Linked DNA regions of Homo sapiens: region 2 is linked to region 1. A link is an interaction called in ENCODE POLR2A ChIA-PET data of the cell type or tissue named here. Cell type or tissue: PC-9. All regions are shown on one strand.

Region 1 (8,000 bases):
GGTCAAGGCACAGTACTGGTTACTGTGAACCAGAACGTACTGTGAGTTGATATAAAATCTTGTGTCCAAAAGTTAATTAAATGGTAATGAGGGAATAGCCAAAAAAAAAAAAAAAGGTTAATAGTATAATGCATAGATAAAATAAGTATAGGCTGGGTGCAGTGGCTCATGCCTGTAATCCCAGCACTTTGGGAGGCTGAGCTGGGTGGATCACTTGAGGTCAGGAGTTCGAGACCAGCCTGGCCAACATGGTAAAATCCTGTCTCTATTAAAAATACAAAAATTAGCCGGATATGGTGGTGGGCGCCTCTAATTCCAGCTACTCGGGATGTTGAGGCACAAGAATCGCTTGAACCCAGGAGGCAGAGGTTGCAGTGAGCCGACATTGCGCCATCGCACTCTAGCCTGGGTGGCAGAGTGAGACTCCATCTCATAAATAAATAAAATAAAAATACAAAAATTAGCCAGGCATGGTGGCGGACGCCTGTAATCCCAGCTACTGGTGGGCTGTGGCAGAATTGCTTGAACCCGGGAGGCAGAGGTTGCAGTGAGCTGATATTGGGCTGCTGCACTCCAGCCTGGGAGACAGAGCAGGACTCAGTCTCAGAAAAAAAAAAAAAAAAAAAACCCACAAAACAAGTATATAAATACACAGTATCTATAGAACCTAGCACATAAAAGGTTCCCAAATATTTGCCAAAGTAACAAAGATAAAACAAAAGAATAAGATACAGATTATGTACTTTGGAGAGTTCATCTATACCTAGAATGATGAAAGAAAACTTCCTGGATGAAGTGTCATTTGAATTAGGCTTGAAGGATGAGGAGAATGTGGAGTTGGCCAAGAGAAGGGTGGAAGTATAGGGAATAAAAATTTCAGAGAAAGGCAAAAACATGAACACAAAAATGGGAAATGGTGTGACATGAATGGAGAATATTTAGGTTGGTTAGATGGAGCACAAATATGTGAAAGGGAATAGAGAGAAATTAAATTGGGCAAAATAGATAGAGACTAAGTTATAGAACACCTTGATTGTCTCAGTCCTTCATTTGTGATGTGTTTACTACAGGTATTTCATTCTTTGCTTAGTACCTCTTAACACATAACTATAATTTTATCTTGGCCCATTCGAATCTGGTTTTGTATGTCCACATCTTAGAATTCACGGCTAAGCCATATCAGCATGTGTGTCATATCCCACCTCGGAAATCTTTAGCATTTCTGATCTTGATTTATTTATTTGTTTCTTGAATTCTTGGTCTAAATTGTGGTTTGGGGCTGGGCACGGTGGCTCTTGCCTGTAATCTCAGCATTTTGGGAGGCTGAGGCAGGAGGATTGCTTGAGGTCAGGAGTCCGAGGCTGCAGTGAGCTGTGATCACACCAGTGCACTCCAGCATAGGCAACAGCGAGACCCCTGTCTCTCTAAAAAAAAGAAAAGAAAAGAAATCATGGTTCGGACACCTTCCATCATAGGAATTTCTTCAAAGAAGGAATTTCTTTTCCAAAGTGAGAGACATATCTCCTATTCATTATACATTTGATTTTTTTTTTGCCCTGGGTGTCTGAATCTGCAAATTGGTCCAGAATTTCTTAGTGCTTGAATCTTTGGAAGCTGTATTTTCTTTTCAGGGAGGTCTAAAAAACGTTGCATTTCCAGCCGGGCGTGGTGCCTCACGACTATAATCCCAGCATTTTGGGAGCCAAGGCGGGCGGATTATGAGGTCAGGAGATCGAGACCGTCCTGGCTAACACGGTGAAACCCCGTCTCTACTAGAAATACAAAAAAATTAGCTGGGCGTGGTGGCAGGTGCCTGTAGTCCCAGCTACTCAGGAGGCTGAGGCAGGAGAATGGTGTGAACCTGGGAGGTGGGGCTTGCAGTGAGCCGAGATCGTGCCAGCCACTGCACTCCAGCCTGGGTGACAGAATAAGACTCCGTCTCAAAAAAAAAAAAAAAAAAAAAGTTGCATTTCCATTGTACTAAATGGTAGCTAGTGGACAAAATAGCCAACGCCACCCCTTAAGGGATAATGTTCAGTGTTTTCCAGAGTGTGTTCTGAAGAATACTTGTCCCATCAAAGACTAATCTCTTGAGAGGATCTTCGACAAAAGGTTTCCTCATAATGGTAATAGGTGTCATTTTTTGAGCACTTACTTTGTGCATTGTATATCCATTTTGTCTTTTAATTAAAGTTTCCTTAGCCAAAATCATTTGAGAAACATTGATATATTAAGGTTCTGAGAAGTCTTACAATATATACATTTGTGTAAAATTGTTTAATCCAGCATTTTACATTCCTGCTTTGGGGATGATACTCGTGCAGATTCCTGTGGAATTAGTATTCCATGAAGCTCATTCAAAGAATAGGCATCTTCCCAGGAAAAACTTAGGTAACCTGAACTTTTATGTGTACATTCCTCTCAAGAGTTTTAGTAATCAGCATGCCAGTAACAACATCCTTGTCCTAGTACCATGGAGCTGAAAGTTCACATTTATATAGACATTGGACAAAGTTGTCTGGCTGGAGTACAAGATTGCCTGAGACTGTGAACCTGAAAGTTAAAATAGCTGGATACAGTGCTAGTTTCACTGCTAACTCATTTTTCTCAAGCTTTGCTAACTGCTAGTTTTGTTAGTAGGTCCAACAAATGTCCATTGGTCATTTCTTGATGCATTGCAAACAGGCATAAAGAGTGGAGAAAAAAGAGTGGTTAGTCACTCACTAGTAAAAATTCATGTTGACTTGTTCAGGAGCCTATCTGGAAGCTGTGACTGGTGGCCAGTAGCCTGGAGGACAGGGAGCCTTGTAGGCACACAACATGATTGTAGTAGAAAGAGTACGTGTAGACTGTTTTATAAACCTGGAGTTCAGTTCCAAGATGACTTCACTCTTCTGATCCTTAGCTTCCTTAGCTCTAAAGTAGGGATAATTTTTAGAGCATATGGTGTGGTGCTGTTTAAGTGTGACTGTAAAATGCCTAGCACAGTAGTGCAATATAAGTGCTCAAAAGTGCTTTTTCTTTCAAAAGGGAATCAGCTATTATGTTTATGCTTTCTGAGTGACGAAGCAGCATCAACAGTCATGATGAACACTAGATAATTCTGATCATTGAGTGGGTCTCACCTAGTGGCATCAGAAATTTGCATTCATTAAGCCCAAGACCTTGGGCATCCACTGGTGACCAAAATATACCCTATTTTCCTACCCCTGGAAGGTAACTTTCAGTGGAGTGAGGAGAGTGATCTGGGAGCTGTAGAAGAGCAGCTGCTGGACATGTTTTGTGACACCAGTGTCAGCACCTCAGGAAAACATTTGTTTACACACCAAACGTGCACAGAGCACTCACTAATGGTTAGGCACTGTGCTGGGCAGTTGGGATCCACACAAATATATGGTTTCAGCCTTAGAGGATCTTAGAGTCCAATAGAGGGAAATAGACATATGACCAGTAAATGACCTAAGGAGCCACAGATGCTCTGAAAACCTGAAAGTTAAAATAGCTGGATAGAAGTATTAGAGGGAGTAGTTGTGACGGGGAGAGCGCTCAAAGGGCAGAGTACGCAGATGTTTCTGAGGCAGTCAGAAAAGCCTTTAGAGAGGTGTTGACTTGAGTCTTCTGAGCATAATATTTAATTGATAATGGCTTTATTAAATCAAATATAGTGCAAAGATATACATAACCATTTTCATGGGGCAGTTTATGCATGCTGTATTTCTGCACTGAGTGCCCTTATGAAACAGTATACCGAATTGTTCGAATTGTTCATCAGTAACTGAAGTTCCCAAAGGAGTTGTAAAGCCTGTAGCTTCCTTGCATCAGATAATAGGCTCTGCAGCCTGGTGATGGGGGCAGGAGTTTCCTTTTTGTACCTGGACTGTTTCCTAAACCTGAGGGTGGACTTGGAGCATCCAAGGAGGATGTGAAAGAATTTCCTAGGGTTACTTTTGGCTCCCTGTCTAGGAAGAATCCTGGCTATTTTGATGAAGATTTTCTATTTCTACTTGGAGACTACTTGTATCTAGGGAATGGGAGGAATAGTCTGAATGTGAGAGTTACAGCTTTTTGCCTTGAGGCCTGACGGAGGTCTGACTGAAGCCCCCAGAGCTACCCAGGATATAGTCTTACTAAGGCTAAAGACTCCTTTCTCTCCACTACCCCCAGAAGATGCAGGGAAGGCATCTCTTCCTCTTCAGCACTTGAGAATAATAGATAGCATCTAAACTCCTGAAACTGGCTGACCTATTTGTTAGGGAGCTATGTGGTCAAAATTACGTTGAAATGAGATGCCAATATCAGTGTGCTGTAAAGAGTCTAAACCACAATTATTGTTGTGGCTCTTAGTTTTGGTGATTAATAATAAACCAACTCCTTATGCCATGGAAGAGATAAAGATGCCTCACAAACCACAAACTAGTTTGTTTGTTTATTTATTGAGACAGAGTCTCTCTCTGTCACCCAGGCTGGAATGCAGTGGCATAATCTCGGCTCACTGCAACCTCTGCCTTCCAGGTTCAAGCGATTCTCCTGCCTCAGCATCCTAAGTAGCTGGGATTTCAGGCACATACCACCACGCCCAGCTAATTTTTGTATTTTTAGTAGAGATGGGGGTTTCACCAAGTTGGCCAGGCTGGTCTCGAACTCCTGACCTCAAGTGATCTGCCTGCCTTGGCCTCCCAAAGTGCTGGGATTACAGGTGTGAGCCATCACACCCGGCCACAAACTAGTTTATTTCTGATATTGCTGGGGCAATCCAGTCATTTTGTGAAGTCTGTGATGCTTAAAATAGAATTGCTGACAGCTGGGGTGGGTCTGAGTTCATCACCACTACAACTGAGCTGTTGCAGCTGTATGTCAGCAGACCTAGGTTTAGCTGACTCATCCTGGCTATTAGGATGAGCTGGGGTGCTGCTTCTTGTTGGGGAGAGCAGTCCTGATGGTTCTGCAGTATTGTTTTTCCAATTTATGTAGACTAAAAGGATTGTAGGATTGGGGAGAGAAAAATGGAGACTTTTTTCCTAAAGAGCTTGAGTTTGAACGGTACTGAAAAGAGGAAAAGGAAAAAAGAAATCAGAGTATGGGGGAAGTAGCTGAGCTCTGAACCAGGTCCTTTTTGGGAAAAAGAACATACGGCTTTGAGGGGGTCTTTGGTCAGATGGTTTCCCGAGCTGGCCACCTGATTGCACTGTTGACACCGAATGGTTTGCCATTTGGAACTGCCTTGAGATGAACAGATGAAAATGAAATCCTATGCAGTAGGATGTTCATGTGATGGGTGTTGTAACCTAAAGAAGGGACCATACAGAGTGAGATGTTAAAAATGAGCTTGACGATATGTATAGGTAGATGAATATCTAAATACTAAATTGTAACTGAGAGAACTCTAGCTGTAGGGATATGTGGTTATGTTGAGAAATTTGAAGTCTTGAGGTTTGTGTTAAAAACTGTTCTTGGCCGGGCACGGTGGCTCACGCCTGTAATCCCAGCACTTTGGGAAGCCGAGGCGGGTGGATCACGAGGTTAGGAGATCGAGACCATCCTGGCTAACAGGGAGAAACCCCTTCTCTACTAAAAATACAAAAAATTAGCTGGGCGTGGTGGCGGGCACCTGTAGTCCCAGCTACTTGGGAGGCTGAGGCAGGAGAATGGTGTGAACCCGGGAGGCGAAGCTTGCAGTGAGCCGAGATCGTGCCACTGCACTCTAGCCTGGGCTACAGAGCGAGACTCTGTCTCAAAACAAAACAAAAAAACAAAAACCATTCTTATTGGCTGGGCGTGGTGGCTCATGCCTGTAATCCCAGCACTTTGTGAGGCTGAGGTGGGCGGATCACCTGAGGTCAGGAGTTCGAGACCAGCCTGACCAACATGGAGAAACCCAGTCTCTACTAAAAATACAAAAAAATTAGTGGGGCGTGGTGGCGCATGCCGGTAATCTCAGCTACTTGAGAGACTGAGGCACGAGAATCACTTGAACCTGGGAGGCAGAGGTTGCAGTGAGCAGAGATCGTGCCATTGCACTCCAGCCTGGGCAACAAGAGTGAAACTCTGTCTCAAAAAACAAACAAACAAAAAAAAACCTATGTTTTCTCCTTGCTGCTGGGGGGAAACAAATATGTTTTCTCCCTGTGGCAAGGGGGGAAAACAAAAACAAAAAATTGTGTTTTCTCTTATCCTGTAATTAAATTAGATACAACAAAAATGTTTTCCTGAGACAAGGGCTGGTTCTGTCGCCCAGGCTGGAGTGCAGTGGCTTAATCATAGCTCGCTGCAACCTCAAACTCCTGGGCCTAAACGATCTTCCCACCTTAGCCACCACATCTAGCTAATTTTGAAAAGGTTTTCATAGAGACAGGGTCTCACTATGCTGCCCAGGCTGGTCTCGAACTCTTGGCCTCAAGTAGTCCTTCAGCCTTGGCCTTCCAAAATGCTGAGATTATATAGGCATGAGCCACCATGCCTGGCCAGAAATGCTTCTTTTTTTTTTGAGACGGAGTTTCACTGCCCAGGCTGGAGTGCAATGGCGTGATCTCAGTTCCCTGCAACCTCTGCCTCCCAGATTCAGGCAATTCTCCTGCCTCAGCCTCCCGAGAAGCTGGGATTTTAGGCACCTGCCACCACATCCAGCTAATTTTTTGTATTTTTTTTTTTTTTAGTAGAAATGGGGTTTCACCATGTTGGCTAGACTGGTCTGGAACTCCTGACCTCAGGTGATCCACCTGCCTTGGCCTCCCAAAGTGCTGAGATTACAGGCATGAGCCACCACGCCTGGCCAAAAATGCATTTTATATTTAATTTTAACTAAGAGGTTCTGGTCAATTGTCAATGAAATTTTCATTTTAGGAAATGATGTTATCATATAGCATTCTGTTTAAAGAAATAATGCATAGTAGAGGTCAGGCACGGTGGCTCATGCCTATAATCCTAGCACTTTGGGAGGCTGAGGTGGGCAGATTGCTTGGGCCCCTAAGTTCAAGATCAGCCTGGGCAACATGGCAAAACCCTGTCTCTACAAAAAATACAAAAATTAACTGGGCATGGTGGCGCATGCCTGTACTCCATGTACTACTGTACTCTAGCCTGGGTGACAGACTGAGACCCTGTCTCAAAAAAAAAAAAAAAGACGAAAAGACCCATATTGCATGTCTTGTTTTTCCTAGCCCTTGACCTAATCGTATCCCTATTAATGACCTTTAGTTTTAAGTAGGATGAAACTTTAGTTTTTATATGGAGCTATAATTATTTTGCTCTTTATTGATAAAAATTTCAAACTGGGCTAGGCATGGTGGCTCACGCCTGTAATCCCAGCACTTTGGGAGGCTGAGGCGGGCAGATCACTTGAGGTTAGGAGTCTGAGACCAGCCTGGCCAACATGGTGAAACCCTGTCTCTACTAAAAATACAAAAATTAACTGGGCATTGGGGCAGGCGCCTGTAATCCCAGCTACTCGGGAGACCAAGGCAGGAGAATTGCTTGAACCCGGGAGATGGAGGTTGCAGTGAGCTGAGATTGCACCACTGCACTCCAGCCTGCTTGACAGAGCCAGACTCCATCTCAAAAAAAAAAAAAAAAAAAGAAAAAAAGAAAAATAGTTAAACTGGTTTGGTAACATATCTTTTATACAGTTTAGCCAGAAAACTTTCAGTTCTTTGAACAGCTATCTAATGTTTCAGTTTAGTATACTCTTAATCATTTAAAGTTAAACTCTATAGAAGCGAACTTTTCAGAGCAATAGCAAGAAATAAGTGAGGAAAAGGCCTGGGATGGAGTGAAGTTTCTGAAAACTTCACACTGAGGTGGTTGAATCACCTGATTTTGAGACCATCCCGACCAACATGGAGAAACCCCGTCTCTACTAAAAATACAAAATTAGCCAGGCGTGGTGGTGCATGCCTTGTAATCCCAGCTACTTGGGAGGCTGAGGCAGGAGAATCTCTTGAACCTGGGAGGCAGAGGTTGTGGTGAGCCAAGATCGTGCCTTTGCACTCCAGCCTGGGCAACAA
Region 2 (8,000 bases), 150 kb before region 1:
TGCTCCCTTTTCTCTTATTCTGTTCTCAAACTTAGTCATGTCTAGAATTACTTAACAGATCATCACTCAGAAGATGTGGACTTCCTGCATGTAAATTGCCTTAGCTTTTAACATTTTTAAAAGCTTTCTAGGTTACCTAGGGAATATTGAATAATTGACCAAAATTATTATTTCTTTTCTTAGACTGTGAGCTCTTTGAAGTCAAGGAACTTTGCATTTTTTTTTTTTTAAAGGCAGGGTCTCACTCTGTTGCCCAGGCTGAGGTGCATTGACACAATCATGGCTCACTGCAGCCTCAACTTCCTGGGATCAAGCAGTCCTCCCACCTCAGCCTCCTGAGTACCTGGGACCACAGGTGCACATCACCATGCTCAGCTAATTTTTAAATATTTTGTAGAGATAAGGTCTCACTATATTGCCTAAGGTGGTCTCAAACTCTTGGGCTCAAGTGATTCTCCTAGTTCAGCCTCCCAAAGTTCTGGGATTACAGGCATGAGCTACCATGCCTGGCCACAGAATTTTGAGTCTTTACAAACTCAAATCTTTACATTTGGTGCCTCTAGTACAGCCTGGCACATAGGGAACCCCTAGTTTATTTCTTTAGCTTAAATGACACAGACCTAAGGCTCCCCCTCCTATTTGGCCAGATCATACTATTTTTTTCTCTTTACCTTTACAAATATATTGTGTGTTTTGTAAACTTTAATAAATTTTTTTGAGGCAGAGTCTCACTGTCACCCAGGCTGTAGTGCAGTGGCACAATCACAGCTCACTGCAGCCTCAAACTCCCTGGGCTTTGGTGATGATTCCACCTCAGCCTCTCAAGTAGCTGGGACTATAGGCACATGCCACCATGCCTGGCTAATTTTTCTATTTGTATTTTTGTAAACTTTATGGAAGTACTGTATAACATGTACAGAAAATTACACAAAAAATAAATGTTTAGTTTTCTGAATTTTCTTTTCTTTCTTTTCTTTTTTTTTTTTTTTTTTTTTGTTTTGAGACAGAGTCTTGCTCTGTTGTCAGGCTGGAGTGCGGTGGTGCGATCTCGGCTCACTGCAACCTCCACCTCTCGGGTTCAAGTGATTCTCCTGCCTCAGCCTCCCGAGTAGCTGGGACAACAGGCGTGTGCCACCACACCTGGCTAATTTTTGTATATTTAGTAGAGATGGCATTTCACCATGTTGGCCAGGATGGTCTTAATCTCTTGACCTTGTGATCCGCCTGCCTCGGCCTCCCAAAGTGCTGGGATTACAGGCGTGAGCTACCGTGCCCAGCCTAGTTTTCTGAATTTTCAAAGTGAACACCCAGTTCAACAAACAGAATAAGTATGTCACCAGCATCACTGAAGTCCCCTTTTATGTTCCCTAGCAATCATTATTTCCCTGTAAAGGCAATTACTATCTTGACTTCTAATACTGTAAATTAGTTTTATTATAACTTTAAGTTGGAGGTTGCAGTGAGCTGTCATCACACCACTTCACTCCAGCCTAGGCAACAGAGCGAGACCCTGTCTCAAAAAAAAAAGGAACTTTAAGTGGAATCATATAGCATATAGTATATACTTTTTTGCATCAGACATTTCACTTAGCATTGCATTCATGCAATTTATGTATGCTGTTTTATACAGTTGGAGTCAGGCCAGGCACAGTGGCTCACACATGTAATCTCAGCACTTTGGGAGGCCGAGGTGGGAGGATCACTTGAACTCAGGAATTTGAGATGAGCCTGGGCAACACGGCAAAACCCTCATCTCTACAAAAACATACAAAAATTAGCCAGGCATGGTGGCAGGCACCTGTAGTCCCAGCTACAAAAAATAAAAATTAAAAAAAAAAAGTTGGCATCTATTCATTATCTTTGCCTTATCATATTCCATTATATGAGTCCCTCACAAATTTATTTATCCATTCTATTACAGATGGATATTTGGGTTGTTTTCAGGTTTGGCTATTATGAATAATGCTGCTTCGAACATATCTTGGTGAACATGTCTGCATTTCTATTGGGTGTATAGCTAGAGGCTAAATTGCTGGGTCATAAGGTTTGTGAATGTTTAGCTTTAATAGACACTGCTAAATGATTTTGCATTGTGGTTGTATAGTTATACCGAACTATACTTTCACCAGCATTGTTTGAAAAATGGGTTGCTTAAAAAAAGGAGGGGTTGCTCCCATCCTTGCTAATGCTTGGTATTGTCTGCCTTTTCCAGTTCTAGCCATTCTGATTTTATTCTGCCTTTTTTTGTTTCTGTTGATTAGTGAGGTAGAGCACCTTTTCATATGCTTTTTGGTCATTTGAATATCTTTCGGTGAAATCTTTTGCCTATTCTTGGGGGGATATTTACTCTTATTGATTTGTAGGAGTCCTTTATATATTCTGGTTACAAGTCTTTTGTTGAAAAAAAATATATATAGAGAGAGAGAGCATATATTCTCCCATTCTGTGAGTTTTTATTCGAATACTGTCTTACTTATGGTTACTGGTTTTGTGACTTCTTTTTTTTTTTTTTCTTTTTGAGATGGAGTCTTGCTGTGACACCCAGGCTGGAGTGCAGTGGCGTGATCTCGGCTCACTGCAACCTCTCCCTCCTGGGTTCAAACTATTCTCATGCCTCAGTCTCCCGAGTAGCTGGGATTACAGGCACCCATCACCACATCCGACCTTTTTTTCTTTCTGTTGGTGTCCCCTTCCAGGATGGGACCTGTTTAATAAATTGTTGATTCTCCCAGGTTTTCTTTTAAGGGCTTTTTTGTTTATATTTTACAATTAGGCCTACAATCCATCTGGAATTGATTTTTGAATATAGTGTTGTAAGTATAAAGGTCTCTTTTTTGCCATATGGATATTCAGTTGACTCGAATACCCTTTATTGAAAAGACCATCTTTTCATTACTGCTTCGTCTTTTCATTACTGTTACTGTTTTTGGAATTCTGGGGATCATACATAGATCCACCTATTTCTAGACTTTTTAATTTTGTTCTGTTTATTTGCTTATCCTGTTCCAATAACTTTAAATCTCAGTATTTAAAGTCAGTTAGCAAAGAAGAGAGAGAGAGAGAGAGAGAAGAGGAGAGAAGAGAGAAGAGAGAATACAATCCCACATGTTAGAAAACTAAGAAAGGACAGCATGAAGGAAGGAGGAAAAGGGAAGAAGGTACAGTCATGTGTTGCTTACCAACAAAGGGGATACTTTCTGAGAAATGCATCGTTAGGTGATTTTTTTGTGTCAGTTGTCATAAAGTGTACTTACACAAACCTAGATGGTAGAGCCTACTACCCACATAGGCTGTATAGTACAGCCTTTTGCTTCTAGCTTACAAACGTGTACAGCATGTTACCCCACAGAATGTTGTAGGCAGTTGTAACACAATGGTAGGTATTTGTATATCTAAACTTCAGAAGGGTACAGTAAAAATACAGTATAGGCTGGGCATGGTGGCTCATGCCTGTAATCCTAGCACTTTGGGAGGCTGAGGTGGGCGGATTGCCTGAGCTCAGGAGTTCAAGACCAGCCTGGGCAACGAAAGTTTCCCAAGAGATGGGAGTGAAACTCCATCTCTATTAAAGATACAAAAAAAAAAAAAAAAAAAAAAAAATTAACTGTGTGTGTGGTGGCAGGCGCCTGTAGTCCCAGCTACTTGGGATGCTAAGCCATGAGAATTGCTTGAACCTGGGAGGTGGAGGTTGCAGTGAGCCGCAATTATGCCACTGCACTCCAGCCTGGGCAACAGAGTGAGACTCTGTCTCAAAACAAACAAACAAAAAATGGTATAAAGGATACATATATTAAAAAAGGTACACATGTATAGGGCACTTACCATGAATTGAGCTTGCAGGAATGGAAGTTGTTCTAGTGTGAGTCAGTGAGTGAGCAGTAAATGAATGTGAAGGCGTAGGATTTTACTATATACTACTGTAGACTTTATAAACATTGTACACTTAGGCCACACTAAATTTATAAAAAGAACTTTTCTTCAATAATAAATTGACCCCCCTCCAAGAAAATTGACCTTAGCTTATTGCAATATTTTAACTTTTTAAACTTTTAAATTTTTTTTTTAAAAATTGGCCGGGTACAGTGGCTCACGCCTATAAATCCCAGCACTTTGGGAGGCTGAGGGTGGGCGGATCACGAGGTCAGGAGATGGAGACCATCCTGGCTAACACGGTGAAACCCCGTCACTACTAAAAATACAAAAATTAGCCGGGTGTGGTGGAGTGCGCCTGTAGTCCCAGCTACTCGGGAGGCTGAGGCAGGAGAATGGCGTGAACCCAGGAGGCCGAGCTGGCAGTGAGCTCAGATCGCGCCACTGCACTCTAGCCTGGGCGACAGAGCAAGACTCTGTCTCAAAAGAAAAAAAATTGACACTTGTAATAACAGCTTAAAATAAAAATATATTGTATAGCTATATAACATATATATATATATATATGAGATGGAGTCTCACTCTGTTGTCCAGGCTGGAGTGCAGTGGTGTGATCTGGGCTCACTGCAACCTCCGACTCCCAAGTTCAAGCGATTCTCCTGCCTCAGCCTCTGAAGTAGCTGGGACTACAGGTGCCTGCCACCACGCCCAGCTATTTTTTTGTATTTTTAGTAGAGACAGGGTTTCACCATGTTGACCAAGGCTGGTTTCAAACTCCTTACCTCAAGTAATCTTCCTGCTTCGGCCTCCCAAAGTGCTGGGAATACAGGCATGAGCCACCGCTCCTGGCCCAAAAATATTTTTTATACCCTTATTCTATAAACTTTTTTCAACTTTTAAAATTTCTAATTTTTTTTTACTTTTTTATTTTTTATTTTTATTTTTGAGAGTCTCACTCTGTTGCCCAGGCTGGAGTGCAATGGTGTGATCTCAGCTCACTGCAACCTCCACTTCCCAAGTTCAAGTGATTCTCCTGCCTCAACCTCCCGAGTAGTTGCGATTACAGGCATGCACCACCTTTCTACTAAAGAGTACACTGTAAAATAATGATAAAAAGTAAATACATGAACCAACAACAGTAATTTATTATAATTATCAAGTATTTTGTACTGTACATAATTGTATGTGCTATAATTTTTTTTTTTTTTTTTGAGACGGAGTCTCGCTCTGTCACCAGACTGGAGTGCAGTGGCACGATCTTGGCTCACTGCAACCTCTGCCTTCAGGATTCAAGAGATTCTCCGGCCTCAGCCTCCTGAGTAGCTGGGACTACAGGCACGTGCCACCATGCCCTGCTAATTTTTTTGTGTTTTTAGTAGAGATGGGGTTTCACCATGTTGGCCAGGATGGTCTCAATCTCCTGACCTCGTGATCCGCCTGCCTTGGCCTCCCAAAGTGCTAGAATTACAGGCATGAGCCACCATGCCCGGCCTTATGTGCTATAATTTTATAAAACTGGCAGCACAGTGGCTTTGTTTACACCAGTATCACAACAAATACATGAGTGATGCTTTTGCACTATGACATTGACAGCTACAAAGTGAGGAGGTGATTGGAATTTTTCAGCTTCATTATAATCTTTGGGACCATCATTGTGTATGTGGTTTGACTGGAATATTGTTAATGCTATGCATGACTGTATATCCAGAAAGAGTGGTCAGTTATGTCAATGTTGCTGCAAGGTCAAGCAAGATAGACTGACAAACATCCATTGGACTTAGCTCAGGGCGTCTATTATAATCTTGGAGAAACAATTTCTGTGGAAGGGCGGGGTGTGTGTCTGTTACTTCATGATGGTAATCAAATAGTCTGCATACTACTGAACATCATAAAAGCCAAAATGGTTTTCTATTTTATACCACTCCCCTTCCCATCCTTGCAGCTAAGGGAAAATTAATTGCTCTTCTAAATGAATTTAATACTTAACTTGAACCTGGCTGTTTTAAGTAATAGAAAAACTATGCTTTATTCATCCATCCATTTATCCGTATATTTAGCAAGCATGTATAGTGCACCTACCAACTACCCAGGACATATAAGCATTGTGCTAGGGATGTAAGTAGGGAAGGAAAAGAAGGAAGGAAGCTCAAAATGATGTATTTGACCCATGTACAGTTGTCCTTTCTTATCTGTGGGTTCCATATCCACATATTCTTTGATTCAACCAACCACAGATCAAAAATATTTGGAAAAAAAAGTGAATGCTTGCATTTGTACTGAACACGTACAAACTTTTTTTGTCATTATTCCCTAAACAATATAGTATAACAACTATTTACATAACACTTACATTGTATTAGGTATTATAAGTAACCTAGAGATGATTTAAAGTATACAGGAGGATGTGCATAGGTTGTATGCAAATACTATGCCATTTTACATAAGGAACTTACTTGAGCATCCATGGATTTTGATATTTGGTGGGGTAGGGGGTTTGGAACTACGCCCACAAGATACCGAGGAATAACTATGTATCTCAGTGAGTTAATTCTGTGAAGTATTTTTATAGCCTTTAATGGCTACTCCAAAGGGGTTTATGCTGTGAGGCAGAGGTTGCAGTGAGCCAAGATCACACCACTGCACTCCAGCCTAGATGACAGAGCAAGACTCTGTCTCAAAGAAAAACAAAAACAAAAACAAAACAAAGGATGGGGGGCAGTGGTTTAAGGTGAAGTTCTGTGATCTCAAGATAAAATTTCAGAAAGTGCCTCTTTTTTGGCTAGGTGCGTTGGCTCACACCTGTAATCCCAGCCTTTGGGAAGCTGAGGCAGGTGGATCTCTTGAGGTCAAGAGTTCGAGACCAGCCTGGTGAACAAGGTGAAACCCCGTCTCTACTTAAAATATAAAAATTAGCCTGTAATCCCAGAACTTTGGGAGGCCAAGGTGGGTGGATCACCTGAGGTCGGGAGCTCGACACCAGCCTGACCAACACGGAGAAACCCCATCTCTACTAAAAATACAAAATTAGCTGGGCATGGTGGCACATGCCTGTAATCCCAGCTACTCGGGAGGCTGAGGCAGGAGAATCGCTTGACCTGGGGAGGCAAAGGTCATGGTGAGCTGAGATCGCGCCACTGCACTCCAGCCTGGGCAACAAGAGTGAAACTCCATCTCAAAACAAATAATAAAATAAAATAAAATAAAATAATTAGGCTTGGTGGTGCGTGCCTGTAGTCCCAACTACTCAAGATGCTGAGGCAGGAGAATTGCTTGAACCTGGGAGGTGGAGGTTGCAGTTAGCTGAGGTTGTGCCACTGCACTCCAGCTTGGGCGACACAGCAAGACTCTGTCTCAGAAAAAACAATAAAAAAATAAAGAAGGTACCTCTTTTATGGTTAAGTAAAAAAACAACATTTCAGTAGAGAAGGGCTTTGTTCTTGTGGAGGGTTCTCTGATAATTTTTTCTTTTCTTCGTCTGTATTTATACCTTGGTGCTTATGTTCGAGTCATTTTCTTTTTAGATTTGAGGCTCATTTTAGGGGAAAAAAAGCAGAGATTAGTGTGTTTTTCAATACAATACAATCCCATTAAGTATGGGCAGTGTTAATTATGGTTTAACAAGGGTTAGAGCCAAAGTTTATTTTTGTCCATTGTGCATATTAATAGACCTGCACTTGGAGTTAGGTGGATTAACAAATGCCCAGAGAAACCATTTCAAGTCATAACTTTGAAAGGAATAACTTAAAAATTTCTATGTTACTGATTACAAGTTGACATCCTAGGCCGGGCGTGGTGGCTTATGCCTGTAATCCCAGCACTTTGGGAGGCCGAGGCGGGTGGATCATGAGGTAAGGAGATCAAGACACTCCTGGCTGACACGGTGAAACCCCGTCTCTACTAAAAGTACAAAAAATTAGCTGGGCGTGGTGGTGGGTGCCTGAAACCCCAGCTACTTGGGAGGCTGAGGCAGGAGAATCGCTTGGACCCAGGAGGCGGAGGTTGCAGTGAGCCCGAGATTGTGCCACTGCACTCCAGCCTGGGCAACAGAGTGAGACTCTGTCTCAAAAAAAAAAAAAAGTTGACATCCTAATTTCAAATAATTTAAAAAATCTATTTCTTAAAGCTGTAAG

The links. ChIA-PET counts read pairs that join two places held together with the same protein. Peaks named below come from ENCODE experiments on the same cell type or tissue, not always from the same donor. Only the 100,000 strongest peaks of a DNase experiment are listed, where the experiment ranks them.
Region 2: POLR2A ChIA-PET joins it to region 1 with 14 read pairs; 6 of 35 experiments call an interaction of 5 or more read pairs at or near these places.

Annotation. Positions count from the first base shown.
Region 1 is chr10:92,098,343-92,106,342 of GRCh38, reverse strand. The region is part of intron 7 of CPEB3 (cytoplasmic polyadenylation element binding protein 3); the gene reads left to right. Among named protein-coding and RNA genes, the nearest start is that of BTAF1, 180 kb to the right of the region's middle. RefSeq lists an enhancer at 4,643-4,942. In PC-9, no CTCF peak of the experiment used is centred here; DNase peaks (open chromatin) are centred at 4,332 and 4,842; H3K27ac peaks cover 431 bases.
Region 2 is chr10:92,246,459-92,254,458 of GRCh38, reverse strand. The region is part of intron 1 of CPEB3 (cytoplasmic polyadenylation element binding protein 3); the gene reads left to right. Among named protein-coding and RNA genes, the nearest start is that of CPEB3, 41 kb to the left of the region's middle. In PC-9, no CTCF peak of the experiment used is centred here; no DNase peak of the experiment used is centred here.